Linked DNA regions of Mus musculus: region 2 is linked to region 1. A link is a loop called in an ENCODE intact Hi-C map of the cell type or tissue named here. Cell type or tissue: left cerebral cortex. All regions are shown on one strand.

Region 1 (8,000 bases):
ACAAGTCTCAACAAATACAAGAAAATTTAGATAACACCCAGTTTCCTTTTTGACCACAATGGATTAAGGCTGGATGTCAATAACAACAGAAACAAAAGAAAGCTTACAAATTTGGGGAAGTTGAACAACACACAACTGAATGAAAAATGGGTCAAGATGGAAATGAAGAGAGAAATTGAAAATGTTGAATTGAATGAAATTCAAATGCAGCAGACCTAAACTTATGGAATACAGTGTAGGGGCTTCTGAGAGGCAAGTTCACAGCTGTGAGTGTCCACATAACAATATTGGAGAAATCTCATATTAGTAACTTAATGATACACCTGAAACCTCTAGAACAAAAGAAAAAGTAACCCTCAAAAAGAGTAGATGAAAATAAATAATTAAACTCAGGGATGAAATAGAAAAAAAAATACAAAGAATCAATGAAACAAAGAGTTGGTACTTTGACCAACACTTATCCAATTTAACTAAAAGGCAGAGAGAGAAAATCCAAATCAACAAAATTAGAGATGAAAATGGGGGACATAAAAACAGATGCCAAGGAAATCTAGAAAATCATAAAAGCATACTTTAAAAACTTCTACTCCACCAAATTGGAATATCTTAAAATGTGGATTGTTAGGAGACAGTTCCTGAGCACAGCCATCTCATTAGTTGTTGTGCCAGGAAGTGTTCATTAACCCCAAATGACCACCCAGGAGCTGACTTCAGTGTAGATGTAATAGCACTATGGTATTTTATTTCCAAGCTAGAGCTTGGGCCACACCACATCAGTAATGCAGCAGGACAGGAAGGTGGAGCTCTTAGCAGGACAAAGCTTTATAGGAAATGGCAATTAAGGAGGGATTTCATCCTGTCAAGCATCTAATTGTGTGACTATTGTAAGCTGACAGGTGAGGGCTCTGAAGCAAAACCATGAACCATTATAAATGGTCTGAAAGTACATCTGAAATGATCAGACTAATCTTTGATTGGCTGTTGCTAATAAGTAGCTAGGGTGTGGCCAAGGACAAACCATGATGTCCTTCCTGGTACTTGGGTTCAGCTTGGGTTCAGCTCTAGGTCAAGTTCCCAGTGTAGAGGAATGCCAGGGCCAGAAAGCAGGAGTGGGTGGGTTGGTGAGCAGGGGGCTGGGGGAGGGGATAGGGGAGGGGATTTTTGGAGGGGAAACCAGGAACAGGGATAACATTTGAAATGTAAATAAAGAAAATATCTAATAAAACAAAACAAAAGAAACAAATAGACAAAAAAAAAGATAATTTTCTGGATATATACCATCTACCTAAGTTAAGTTAAAATCATATAAGCAACTTAAACCTATAACCCCTAATGAAATAGAAGCAGTAATTAAAATTCTTCACCACCCCTCAAACAACAACAACAACAACAACAACAACAGCAACAACAACAACAAACCAAGAAAACAAACCAGCAAGAAATAAATGTAAAAGCAAGCAAGCAAGCAAGCAAGCAAGCAAGCAAGCAAGCAAGCAAGCAAGCAAGAACAGATTGGGAGTTGGCTTTAACTCAGAATTGTATCAGACTTTCAAAGAAGAGTTATTGTCAATACGCCTTAAATTAGTCCACAAAATAAAAACACGAGAAACATTGCCCAATTCTATTTATGAGGAAGCAAGTCCCCTGACCCCTAAACCACCAAAAAGCCTAACAAAGAAAATCATAGACCAATCCTTCCTTCCTTCCTTCCTTCCTTCCTTCCTTCCTTCCTTCCTTCCTTCCTTCCTTCCTTCCTTCCTTCCCTCCCTCCCTCCCTCCCTCCCTCCCTCCCTCCCTTCCTTCCTTCCTTCTTCCTTCTTTTCTTCCTTCCTTGCCTCTCTCCCTCTCTCTCTCTCTCCTTTCTCCCATTTTCCTTCAGTCCCTCCTTTTTTTTTTTTTTTAACCTTATAGGGCTTTTGCTTATGTTATGGTTTTTGGTCTGTGTTTTACTTAGATTTCCGTGTGTGATAATGTGTGTGTGTGTTTGTGTGTGTATCCACATGTGTTTCTTATACTTTTCTTTGGCTCTTTTCTTCTGATTGTTTGTTTGTTTTGTTCTATTCCAATTTGCCTGTTTTTACTTTACCTTATTTTAATATTATTTATATATACCCGTTTGTTTTGTAACCAAGGTTATGGATTTGTGTAGGAGAGGAAATGGAAATTATTATCAGGACATCTATGTGAAAAAATATTTTCAATAAAAGAAAAAGTCAGTGTCATTCCAAAAAATGTTTCCTTCCTCTTTTCTCTTTTATGGATTTTAGGAAGTAGCTATTTTTAAGGTAGGTTGAGAGGATCAATAATTCTCCTATCTGAGACCTAGTCTCCAGAGTGTGTGTGTGTGTGTGTATTTCTACTTGAAGCTATGTTACATTGTTCTAGTATCTGCACTTAAAACACCTTTGACAATGAACACTATACATTTCAGAATATTCTTTTAGGCTATTACGTACAAAAACATGGTTTATTTCAGGGTATGGATATTTCTAAAAAAATTGGTGTCATCTGATTTTTTAAAAAAGAATAACCATTAAGATATGCAAAAGTTGATTTTATACCTTCTTTTTTTCAGCACTTTAAAAACATTTCTGCTAATGTGAGCAGTCCAAATATGGAGGAATATTGGTGAGCATGTTCGATTACTGTGAGGCCAATGTGAGCACATCTGCTCGTTCTCACCTTCTAACTGATGCGTTTGAAGCCGTAGTCTTCTGTTTTCATCTACTCACATGTCTTTTATGTGTCACGTAGCTGTTAAAAGAGTATTGTTTTGAGATAAGCTAATTATCCACATAAATTCTTGTCATTTCTTTGGGCTTCAAAACTTGAGGATTTGATGAAAATTCGTTTTAATTTGAATATAGCCAAGCTAATTTTACTTTTAGCTCCTGAGATCCTTTTGAGTCTTCTGTATGAGGGAAGAAGGTAAAATCTCGGGGCAGATGCTACACCACGGAGCCTTTTATCTTCCTTTGAATAATCTTTCTTATAATTTGTGATATATTGTCATCTTTGTCCTTCTTTAACAAATTTGTTCTCTTTTTATTTATGATATTTTTATTTCACATAAGACTAACCAGTTTCACAACCCCAACTACGTAAAACAAACCTGTAACTGTATTTATAGGCTCATCACAGTAATCATTTCTCTTAAGATAAAAGCGCCGTCAGAGAGAAATTAAAGACAATGTTCTGTTAATCAGGAAATTTGGAGTTGGGAGGAGAACAAGAAATTAACAGCTTCAGGTTATATTTTATTTTATTTTTTCCTGAATAGGAATTCTCTGATATCGGAGAATTGAATTTCTATTGTAATCATTCTCTCCCTTTGATCTCCAGCTTTTCCGGTTCCGCAAGGGAATCGAGAAGAGGAACGCTAGAGGGCAGTAAAGGCGCATTTTACAGACGCGAGACTTGCGGCTTTTCAGAGGTGGTTCTGAGCCAAACTCCAGCTTTGTTGTGACTGATTTCTTCCGTGCCTGGTTCTTAGATTAATCCACGCTTTGGTTCAGGAGCCCCCTGTGTAGAGGGAGCAGCGCTGGGCGGATGGTTGAATGCTGCCAGAGAGTACTACAAACAAGTTAAGCCTTGTTTGGTTCTTGTGGTGTGAACTTATTTGTATTTTTTCAGCAAAGAATGAGAATTGTTCGGATTATGAGCCATTTTTTTTAACTTTTATTTTGTGATGTTTTCAAACTTTCTATGATAGTGTACATGAGCAAAATTACCCCAGTAGAAACAATAAATAGGATAAAACTTAAAAATTATATTGCTTCTTTTGGGAAAATGAGTTTCATGGATTTATTATAGTGTGTTTACATGAAAGAGTGGAACACAGGAGAGTCATGGAAAGGACAGGCCAGGGTCTCTGGTGGTCTGCATTTCTCTCTTTAAAACCCAGTTATCCTAATGTGTGTTAATTATTGACACTTAGACCCTCACTCAGAAAATATGGCCCAGGCGTTCATGAGAAGACAGGAACCAATAGGCTGGCATCTTTACAGCCAGTGGCTCCCTTCACTGTTAGTTCAATCTCAACATAATGAAACAAGTAGTCATTAAGTGTACCAGAAGGGATAATTGTGATGTCTAGAATTTATGTAGAACTATACAATCTAGTGATCAAAAACTAGGCCAGTACTATGGCTGAATAGCGTCCAATTTTATTGCTTCTAAGCAGTCAAGTTTATAGCAAATTATTAAAAAAATTGCGCTCATTAAAGGGACAAAAGGGATGGAAGGCAATCTGTGGGCTGCATTTCCCTACAGTGTTAATTAGGGATGGTGAACAACGATCTGCAAAGAAAACTGAGCTACTCCAAGTGTCAGTGGAGAGGAAAAGGGACAGAGGCATCCCAGGGACAGGATCCCATGTGGGTTCCTGGGAGCGAAGCTCTGCCTTATGAGGGTCCATATTCAGAAAAGCCTTGTGGACTTTGACATTTTTCTGAAGCCGGGCTCGGAAGGACTTTCTTCCTGGGAGATGCACCCTTGACCCTGAACTTTCTCTGTTGATTGTTCCAGGAAAGGGAAAGCTTGGTGAGACCAGGAACTCCATGTGGGGCACGGTAGCATGAAATGCTTCCCAAGAACTCTTACTACAGTTTCTCAGACGTTGATTCTATAGGTCTTCATGTGCAGTAGAGATCCTAAGAAAATTATAATCCGAGCTGACTTTTGCAGACCTCCCTTGGCATCTGTCTCTTGTAACATGTATAAACGAGAAGTCAGATACAGGTGTTTCAAAGAATTAGTGACTTTCAAAGACCACCCTCTTCTTACTATTTTTTTTTTTTTTTAAGCATCATCTGTATGCACACACTGGAGAAATGCTAGTGTGGTTTTTTTTTGTTTGTTTGTTTGTTTTTTTTTTTGTTTTTTGTTTTTTTTTTTTCATTTAGGAGAGTTAGAAATGGGGGACTGGAAATGTCACTTAAGAAACAGATTGGGCATAAATATTGGACTTGAAATTAGTGTAAACTAGCTCACGTCCAAGCGTTTAAAAGCTGTCCACAGACAATAAGCTGTTCCCTATGATTTCCCAAAACTGCCTTGGAAGAAGCACATTGTCTCGGATTTCTAATTATCTGTTCAAGTCCTTTGCCAATATTTCACAGTGAGTGGAATTCTCCTATGTATTTCTGTTAGCAGGGAGGCAGCCTTTCCATTTGGCTAATTAAACCTACAGTCTGGGAAAGTTTTCACTGTTTTAAGTTTTGTGTTCAGTCTTTCTCAGCGCTTACCAGCCCACACTGTAATATGGTCAGCAGACTAAACTATTAACAACAAATAACTCTGGGGTATGAGGAAAATGAAGATACTGGCCGGATGTTCCCCAGGATCAAAGTTCACATTTTCACCCATGCAGTCTGTGAATACACAGCGAAAATTACCTGTGGGCCACAGTGTTCCAAATGGAGGGATTATCCTGGATTATCTACCTGGGTTCAAGCTAATCATGTAAACCCTGGAAAAGTAGAAAACCGTCTCTGGCTGCAAGCAGAAGAGAGATTGCATACAGTTTTGGTTTTTTTTTTTTTTTTTCTCAAAGCTGAAATACCCAGGGCAGAGTAGATTTCAAGGATAGATAGAGCTGACAGGAAGATGGGGGCTAGAGAGCAGTCCCATCCTTCCTGACTGGCACTGCAGATGCTTCACTGTATGGCCTGGTGAGCAGGAAGTTGGTACTCCCTAGGTATGCTAAATTTGGGTCTGTTCCAACACATGAAGTTCATCCAAATGCTTTGGGTCCTAGTGAGACTCAGGAGTTGTAAGTAGTGCAGAATCAGTCACTGAGTAGAGAAAACAAAGAGAGACAATGCTGGTTGCTGATATTGTTTATCTGTTTAGGTTTTTACCAGGTTGGAGATTATAAGGATTGTTAGTTCAGTACCTTCTAAAATTTATTTATTTATTTATTTATTTATTTATTTATTTATTTATTTATTATTGGTACCTCACATTGGTAGTGAGTTAAGTATGGTAACTTCACTGTAGGTTTTTTAGACATTACTTTTTGATAAGCAGAATAAAATTATTTCATATTATGATTTATATCCTTCAGTGAATATTATCCTTCAATATAGGAAGTAAAGTACATTTTCTTAGCCTGCTGAAATAAAAAATCTGATCTCAGCAGAAAATATTAATGCTTGAATAAAGATTGTATTTTCTAAGGTGGTGGACGAGATGCACAGTCCTTCTCACCAGATTATAAGATCTATTTTAAGTCTCCATAAACTATATGTTACTTTTTTAGTTTCTTTCAAAACACATGTTAGTATGTCTCAGACAAAACATTCATTACTCTAAGAAATACCCTCTGCTTCTAATTTTCAAAGCATATGAGTAAAGGCCTTGCTAGTTAGTGTGAGAAAAAACATAGCATTGAGCTTCCAAGTAGGCAGAAGTACAGCAGCCTACAGAATGCTTTCATGTGGCCACACTTGTATCTTAATCCTGGGGGAAGCAAATTCTTTCTTCAATTAGCTTTGCCCTGAATAGAAGGCTCAGTGTATCGCACCAGCCAGTGTCCTTGTGCTGTGTAATGATGCCTTAGTCACTGCTTCCCTTTCATTCCAGTTCTCAATCATGTCCTAGATTTTGGAGGAGAACATCTAGTGTGATCAACAGTGATTACAGAGCAGTCTCCAAACCTGGCTGTCACCCGAGTCATTAAAATACCCGTAGCTGAAGTCAAGCAGAGAGGAAATCAAAGGCATATATATTCTTTTTGTTCTTGAGCAGTTAGTTAAAACACAAGGGTCCAACTTGGTTCTTAACCCTAAATAGCTTAGAAGTACATTAAACTGTGAATTTCATGGGGTCTATTAGGAAACATTTAGTGATATTTGTGATCAAAATCTTATTAAAACAGACACACAGCTTGATCATATTGTATTCATGGGTATGCATGAAGTTATTTAAGGGAAATTAACATGATGATATCTTAACTTGAATGAGTTAAGAATAGTCACAGATTTATAGAAAACATGTTATCTTCCCTCTAAAATTATACAATTTGGGGATTTCATTCATTCATCCATGTATTCATTTCGCATTTACTTATCATAGTCATGGAACTAAGAATATAAAAATAAACATAACAGTATCTCACTCTCCAAAACTTTACTTTCTAGTGGAGGGAGAAAGATGATGTCCACATTTATAGAAACACAGACCATAGGTGATTACAAATGCTATGATGAAAAATAGGTCAGAAGAAGGAAGGTGAGAGTGAGCTACAGCTGTTTATTTTTCACACAGCGGTCAGAGAATGCTCTTCCAACAAGGTGACATTTGAACAGGCCTTGAAAGAAGCAAGACATCCCAGGAAGACTGTAGGAATGTGACTGGGTCAGAGGGAGAGGGGAGGAGAGAAAGGAACTTAGGTCATAGAAACAGTAAAGGTTGAGATCTGATGGGCAGCTGATATGGATCTCTGGGGGACATCATAAAAACTTCAGCTTCAACTCAGCATGAGATGAGAGGCCACTGGAGACTCTGGAGAGAAAAAGGTTGATTTATAGATTTTTTCACTCTGACAGGTCTATCCATAGGTCATACGAGGGTGAAAACTGAAAGCTAGACCAGTTACTAGGTTACAGCAATGGCTGTGTGGCAGAGGACAGGCCACAGTAGTAGCAGTGATAAAGCTTAAATAGCATATGATAAATTATGGATCTATCCCCAGGAAATAACATAGTTTGACTATAGAGTAGGAGAGAAAGAATATTATAATTTTTTTGTCCTGACCAAATGCTGAGTAAAGATGTCTTATACTGAGATAGGAAATTTCTTACAAAGCAAAGGTTTGGGAGATCCAAGAAAAAAAATTATGATTGGTTTTGTGCAGGAAGCGGGTGCGGCCACAGGCCCTGTGAAACCCACTTGTTTACTGCCTTGCCTGAGCATGTGGCTGCAGGCGTGGGCTGCCTGCCAGGCTGGACTGTTCCTCGTGATTGGGACCTGTCAGCCTATCTGTGAACGACCTGAGC
Region 2 (8,000 bases), 1.5 Mb after region 1:
GTGACGAATATGCACTGATGACTTAAGGAGCAATAGAGAAACACAGGCAATCTACCCATAGTACTATCTTTGAGAGTATCTGTTTTTTAATTTGATACTCTATTTGCTTTTTCAAAACCACACAAAAATACCTTTATCACTGGCTTCCATAAGAATATTATTTTTTCTACCACCCATTCTAAAAATAGGACATTCTAAATCTTTATTTTCTTAAAATCAGACAGGAATTAATTGACATGAATACCTCTGCCCAACCCCTTCTATAGGGAGAAAAAAAAAAAAAACAATACAGGCACCTTTTAACCTTAAATTATACAAATAAAAAGTATGGGAATGATCAAAAATTAAGTTCTTCAATGAATAAAACATTGTAATCTTAGTTGTCAGCATGAATGGAATCTCTCCAAAGCTCTGGTCCAACTTAATAACTTAGTGTATATATTAGGGAAAAAAAATCAGGATACTAGGAGCCTAAAGCATGATTGATACTACTGCTGGATATTTGGTTGTTTGGTTGGTTGGTTGGTTGGTTGGTTGGTTTGGTTTGGTTTGGTTTGGTTTGGTTGGTTTTTTGGCTTGCTTTTGAGAATCAATGGAATAAAGCATGCTTTTTGTGTCTGTTTTGCAGCCAAGACTAGAGTGTAGGGTACAAGTGCTTCTTCTGGGAAAGTAATGCAATATTCTTTCCGCTAGCATTTCCTATTACAAAGAGATATCGAGTAAATATTCATCAGGCACAAACACAAGTAAGAAATTGTTCTATTATCTTAGATACTGTATGATAATTTGATTTTACTATCAGCTACTTGATATAATATCACATGTGTGTGAATCTGTGTGTGTGTGTTTGTGTGTGTGTGTGTGTGTGTGTGTGTGTGTGTGTGTGTGTGTGTGTGTGTGTGTGTGTGTGTGAAGCCTAGACATCTAACCAAAGAAGTGCTAAAGAGCTTAAAAAGCTATTTGGAAATAATGCAAACTATGAAACACAATCTCCTATAAATCATTAGAAAAGTCCCTTTGTGTTAAGTAAGCTTACTAAGGTCTCAGAGGGCACATGACTCTTTCATCTGTCAGCTAAATCTTTGAATTGTTTAATAAGCATGGTTGAAATAACTCAAATGCCCTAAAATTGGAAAAGTGGCTCTGCAAACTATTCTTCACATAAACCTTGAGAGATGGAAGGAGATATTTGAAACGCAATGAAGAAATCATCTTTATAAAAGTATCTCAACCTCTTTCAGGTAACAATATCCGGTTGAACTGACTGAGAGATTCCAATATAAAGTAATACAATCTAACCTAGATTTAGCCTCACAAAACAAACCTAATAATCATCAAAACATTGATGTCATTTAATCCTGCAATGGTAAGTTAAGAGTTCTCCTAGCAGGCAGCTATCCACTCAGCCTCAGATTCTCACAGGAAGCAAGATGCTAACCAGGACTTACTATGCCTCACCCCACATCACAGTATCCTCTACCACCAAGCAACAGCCTGTTCTGTATATAGCATTACTAACAACAGCTTGCCAGTTTCATTCCTTCAGCCTATGAACTAGTCATTCCTCTATTGCAATTAAATTATCTACTCATTTAAATGTTAGTACACAATCCATAATGACAGCTAATTCCAAAAGTTCAACTTTGTCATCCAGAAAAGTCTGGACCTTCAGCTGCTTTCCATTGCTGCTTTTATGTAAAAAAAAAAAAAATCCATTGTGTGGTTTTCAAATTGTGGTTTCTTTAAAACATATCCCTACTTAACATCTGCAAACTTCCTTAATTCCTGTGATGTTGGCTTTTACTTTTTCAAATACGTTGCTTCTGCCCCGTTATATGGAGTCCAAAGTACAGTCCATAGAAGACTCTACCTCCACACCTGGCACTTATTATGAACACTTTGCTTATAAATTGGTTCCATGAAGCATGTTCAAACCGTGTGCAACAGGTCCAACTATTGTGTAAACAGGAGCTCCTAACACAATAGGAACAAGAGCCAGTTCTTTGCAACCGCAAAGAACCACACCAATCGGTGCTAATTCACTGGTAATTCTTTTTGAGATATATAAAGCTGTGATAACTACGGGAAGTTTGTGTTACCCAGACCCTCCCACACCCCCCACCTTAAGTGCAATTTTAGTGTAAGGAACTGTGCAACAAAAAGCCCAGGTGTGCACAGCTTTTCTCGACTCACTGCACATGACCAGCTTTAGAGCTCAGTTGATGACAGGAAGAGCACTTTCACGAAGGTCTGACAAGTCCTTCTCCTTAAGTTGCCCACTGCTGTTGCTATATGCTCCCAAAGGCACCACAGGAAAACAAATGGCAACCAAAGATGTCTAGGCTTTGTCATGTCAGTGTGAAATCAAATTTAAAACACAACTCCAAACTATTAGAAGGGGCCACATTTATTTCCAGTCTCTTGGGAAGAGAGAGAGAGAGTAGGCTCTTAGAGGAGATAGATTTCATGTGCTCTGTACAGTTAGATCTAGTTACAGCGTATTAAGTTAGGTCTAATAGAAAGACACTGTCTGCTTGAGTGTTTTATCACAAAGTGATGTTATTAAGCATATCAAGTATTCCCATACTCTCCTTGGATTCTTTGATTTTTACCTCCCTTTGTTAGACACAGACCACAAGGAGAAATATTGCAGGAACAATACCCAGGCACATGATGCCAACCATCAATGTGGTTTCCCTAGCTATGTATGCAGCATAAACTCAAGCTTTCTTATAAAACTACACATTTGCTCTACATAGAGCTTTGCCTCTTTCCTGGCTAAGCAGCACCGGTCTGCTACAATGTGTCTCTGAGCGTGCAGCATGGTGCTTTGTGCAGCTGGGGATAACGGATTGTTGGTCTCCAGGCATCCATCACTTAGAACCCTGGCAAACTCAACAAGGGTTTTGGTTGCTGACTGGAAAGAGAAACAATGTGCTTTGAGCCTCAAGGATCCAAGAAGTGAAGGAAAGGTTCCAGGGAGCAGCCGAGCAAGAGGATGGAAGCATGGTACTCTTACCTCCACATTGAAATACTGCTCCGTTCCGCAGACTGTAGCACATAAAATCCAAAGCAAGGTTTGCAAGAAAAACACACCCGAACGATGCACGAAATCCAACCTTCTTCCAGAGCTGAATGCGAGTAAGATCATAGTGAACTGTGCCTCAACGGATGGACGAGCTCCCCTGCGTTTTCTCCCTCTTTCCGAATGTCCACTCCCTGTTTCCTTTTAAAAAGAAAAAAAAAAAAAATCCAGTCCTGGGGTGGGTAAAAGCTTGCAGGTTCACCCACCCGTCCAGGGATGGGGATGGGCGCCAGGCTCGGCAGCCGGGGAGAAACAGAGGAAAGGCAGGGTCAGCGGCGGCAAGTGTTCACCATCCTCACCCGGCCGTCGCCCGGAACGTGGCGCCCAAGTTCACCCGCGGTTCCGATTCCCAGCGCCGCCGAGTCGCAGCCGCCGCCTCCAGCCCGTGCGTCCTCCGCCTTCTCCACCTCCTACGCCGCCGGTGCCCCCAGTTTCTGCGGGAAGGGCCTCAGCCGCTCCCAGCTCACTGCCTCCACTGCTCCTTCCCTCCTCTCTGCTCCCCTCCAGAATGTTCATCGGTAATCTACATAACTCCTCCTTCCCGGGGTCTGCGGGGATCTTGGGGGCCCCGCGCGCACACACACTCAAACCACACACGCGCGCGCACGCGCTCGGCCATACACACACACACACACACACACACACACACACACACACACACACACACACACACACACATACTCACTCACCCGAAACACACGCAGGCGCGCTTCTTAAAGGAGAAGACTCAAGGATGCCTTTTAGATACTGGTACACTGGATTGGGTACCGGGCCCTTGCGAAAGGCCCTAGTTCGTGACGAACTCTTCTTTTTCCCTATTACCTGTCCCTCATCTAGATGTCTGGTACCTAGCACTAGAGAAAATCGATTCTTGCTACACCTCTCTTGCCCCTTGCCCAGGCATCTAAAAACAAGTGCGCCCCTCCCCAACCAGAACTTGGGTGGGGCTTGGGCTGTGGACCCGTGTGGAAGCTGAGGAGCAGTCTGGGCCTGGTCCTGAAGGGTATTCAGCATCTTAGTTAAAGATGTTCAAAAAGATCCCTAGTGCTGGAAATCAGGAGTACACCCAGGTTCCTGTGTGGTGCTTGGTAGTCTGGGTCAGTTATCCAGACTCACCAAGTTTGTAAGACCGAGATGGCAAATTTCTGCCATCAAAAACTTTGTTAGGGTCCCTTAAGTCTGTGGCCTCCTGTCTCCCAGGAGAAACATTATACAGAAACATTATAGGCTCAGGAAATAGGCACAGGTTTTTGGTAGGAGACCAGTCAAAGCCAGAATGAAACTACCCTCATCAAATGAGTGGTAAACACTCATCAAAATGCAGGGGTTCCAAAGATGTGGTCTTTACTACATCTGAGAAAAAAGGTTGAGTCACTGGAGAGAAGACAGCAGTAGAACATGGATAGAAGCTGAGGAAAGTGGGAGCACTCACCACCTCAAAGGTGGTAATGGGGATTATGAATGTGAACAGCTGACATGGGCAGCATGCTGGGGGCAAATTAGAGAGGCCTGGGGGTCTGAAGGGAATCCAGAGCCCAGAGAACTGCAGGAGCTAGCTGGAGACTGCTGGTATGCCAGGCTGGCAAACAAAACCAGAGAACTTCAGAAGAGGGTGCAAAAATGGAGCTGAACAGAAGCAGTGTGAGGAGGTGGACAGGGGAGGCAGCAAACACCAGCCCTTGGCAGGTGACTTCTGGCTGGAGAGAAAGGGGGAAGGGAGTAGGGCAGGCATCTGTCTGGGGGCCTGGCCAATAAATGTGCTTCTCCTTGGCAGCCAGTAGAGGGGAAGAGAGGAGCCCACAGGAGGGAAAAGCAGCCAAAGCAAAGGCCAGCATTGTTCCAGGTACCTGACAGCTGCCTAGGCAAAATGGGAAAGAGAACTGACAAGATGTATTTCATGGTCAGTCAGTAAAGCAAGAAGTAGAACACAGGAGGTCACATTTAGTAAACAGATGGAAAATGTTGGGAAAAAAATAGCTTTCCAAACATTGCATTCAACAGTAATAATTTGTATATGAAATTTGGAGAGTGGAGGAGGGGCTGAAGACTAGAAGTTTCTTGTTACTGCTTTGCTAAAACCTGTGGAGCATGTACCCAGCATCTTGAGTTGAGCTCAGGGAGCCCTTTCTAACAATCTGCCATGGTGTGTATGTGTGTGTGAGTGTGTGAGTGTGTGTGTGTGTGTGTGTGTGTGTGTGTGTGTGTGTGTGTGTGTGTGTGTGTGTGTGAATATTTGTGTGTGTGTGTGTGTGTGTGTGTGTGTGTGTTTATTTGGGTGGTGAAGACATATTAAGAAGCTAGGCCACATACTGGAACCAGTTAAATTTGCTTAATATTTCCCATCATAGTATTTCATTGAATTTTCACAATATCTATGATCTTGTATATATTGTTGGGACTTGCTTGCCTCTGGTCAAGCTGAAAGAAAATCCTAGAACTGTAAGTTCATGAGAGAATCTTTCAAGGTATTAGAGTGGTTTGCAATAGAGATGGGTTCTTGGTATTCTCCTTTGCCATTTCAATGACATTGTTGACATGGCATGTGCACATTCATGTTCACATACACACACACACAAACATTTTTGTATGCCACTATATCTAACAAGATGCAAATTTGGACAGCTTTAAAACATTTCTTAGTCATATAGGTGCTGTGGAAACACTGATACACATTTCCAAAAGAAATATTTGTGGAAAGAACTCTAATTTGTGAAGGACTTGCTAAATGAGCCAGAATATTAGAGGACAGTTATCAAGGAAGTGGAGGAGAGGGTGAGGGATTTCTCTAAGAAAATTTGCAAGGAAGAAAGAGGGACGTTTAAGTGTGGAAGTATGTAAAGGGTGCATCATATATGTAGATAAGATACCAGTCAGATAAATGTAAATACATATAAAGAGAAGGGAATCTTTAAAATTATTCATGAGATTTGGTATGGGAACAAACAGATTATAAAGAGATTATAACACAAAATTTCAAAAGCAATCAAATTAGAATGACTGAACACATGGAATGAACTCAGAAGTCTTCAAATAATAAACTTATGGAAAAAATGGATTTTCACGACAGGAGTTAATAAATGAATAAACACTAAAAATAATAAAAAGTGAAGTTACTTGCAAACATTTATTAATCTGAATAATGAATATTCACCAGTGAACTAGGAATGAAAAAGCATTTGAAATTTTAGAAACAGTTAACTAATAGGATACAATCTCATTTCAGTAATGGAATTCAGGATATAGTTCAGAGTGAAGAATATTAATTATCACAACACTGTAAGAATGCAGTATGATTTCCCTCTACAATGTCTGGAGAAAAAGTCACAAAGTGATTCTCATAGAAACTTTGAAACTAGGAAGATAAGTAAAGGAAAGACATGTCAGACCTGTTGTGCAGTGAAGCAATGAATATGTGAGCAGGCATCAGTAGAAGTACAGACATTGTGTAAAGGGTAAAGGCTGGAGCGTGTTTACCAGTCAAGGTTAGAGATCACTGGGATGAGGAACAAGAACAATGCATGCTAGACTCAGCCTTATGCTTTACTCTGAAGAAATTCTTAGAAAGAGGTCATTGAGTTTGTTTTGCCTTTATGAAGTTTGTGAACTATGGAAACTTACCTTCTCAAAGTTCTTGTATCTGTGTCTTCTCAAATATCTTTGCAGACATTTTGTCATTCTTACCTAATAAGTCTGGTATGCATTCAGCTGAAACCCTGAGGAACTGAATTTATTGTCAGGGATTTATCATTCCATTTCTAATCTATTGTCTATGTTTCCTTTTAAGGTGCAGCGATATAGGAAACTCTCTGTTTTCATATCTACTAATAACATGATTTTAGTTAGTGCCCTTCTCAGAGAAGTTTTTAACCTGTCTATAGTAAATTAAAATACTATCATCTTTCCCTTTAGGGTATAAATGAAATCTTCTGCTGTAATTCCTGCCTTTTGCTGTGTGTGCTTTTCTATCAGATGCCCTCTTTCTTATAGGAATTTCAGAAAACTAATAATCCCATAATTGCCTGTTCCTAATGAAAACAGAGGAGAGAAAACTAATATGAAAGCTAAGAAAAAAGTGTAATTGCCCCTGGCAAAGGCCTAAGGCAATTCAATAAAATGTCTTATGGGAGTTATGGGGACTGAAAAAGCAAGTAATACCTATATCCTTTCTGAGAACAATGGCAGCTAGTTAAAAGTGAGCACTTCCATGACATGTTGGTATATGAGGATGATTATAATTGTCTACAAAACAATAGCTGTAAATTATATTCTTCACAACACCATTGAAACAGATTTCTTAAATTATAACCTTAAAAATGATTTCTGTACTGTGGGAAGTTACATCAACTATTATACTGTGACAGCATATGTGGTTCCTTCCTTATAAAACTTTTTTTAAAAATTTTTATTAGGTATTTTCCTCGTTTACATTTCCAATGCTATCCCAAAGGTCCCTCACCCGCACCCCACCCCCACTCCTATACCCACCCACTCCCCCTTTTTGGCCCTGGCCTTCCCCTGCACTGGGGCATATAAAGTTTGCAAGTCCAATGGGCCTCCCTTTCCAGTGATGGCAGACTAGGCCATCGTTTGATACATATGCAGCAAGAGAGAAAAGTTCCTGGGTACTGGTTAGTTCATATTGTTCCACCTATAGGGTTGCAGTTCCCTTTAGCTCCTTGGGTACTTTCTCTAGCTCCTCAAATGGGGGCCCTGTGATCCACCCAATAGCTGACTGAGAACATCCACTTCTGTGTTTGCGAGGCTCCGGCATAGTCTCACAAGAGACAGCTATATCTGGGTCCTTTCAGCAAAATCTTGCTAGTGTATGCAATGGTTTCAGCATTTGGAAGCTGATTATGGGATGGATCTCTGGATATGGCAATAACTAGATGGTCCATCCTTTCATCACAGCTTC

The links. Hi-C counts contacts between places; a loop is a spot of excess contacts. Peaks named below come from ENCODE experiments on the same cell type or tissue, not always from the same donor. Only the 100,000 strongest peaks of a DNase experiment are listed, where the experiment ranks them.
Region 2: a loop joins it to region 1, with 4 times the contacts of the local background. A loop is called at or near these places in 6 of 42 quality-filtered maps.

The regions. Positions count from the first base shown.
Region 1 is chr4:19,328,497-19,336,496 of GRCm38, reverse strand. The region is part of intron 3 of Cngb3 (cyclic nucleotide gated channel beta 3); the gene reads right to left. Among named protein-coding and RNA genes, the nearest start is that of Cngb3, 52 kb to the right of the region's middle. In left cerebral cortex, a CTCF peak has its summit at 3,375 (motif pointing right); DNase peaks (open chromatin) are centred at 3,395 and 6,526; H3K4me3 peaks cover 981 bases.
Region 2 is chr4:17,848,872-17,856,871 of GRCm38, reverse strand. It overlaps Mmp16 (matrix metallopeptidase 16), which reads right to left and starts at 3,580. Exons shown (of 11, transcript NM_001379519.1): 1 at 3,385-3,580; 2 at 3,020-3,226. The coding sequence starts at 3,151. In left cerebral cortex, CTCF peaks have their summits at 3,380, 4,148 and 4,789; DNase peaks (open chromatin) are centred at 3,594, 4,338, 4,390, 4,740 and 3 more places; H3K4me3 peaks cover 4,622 bases; H3K27ac peaks cover 3,503 bases.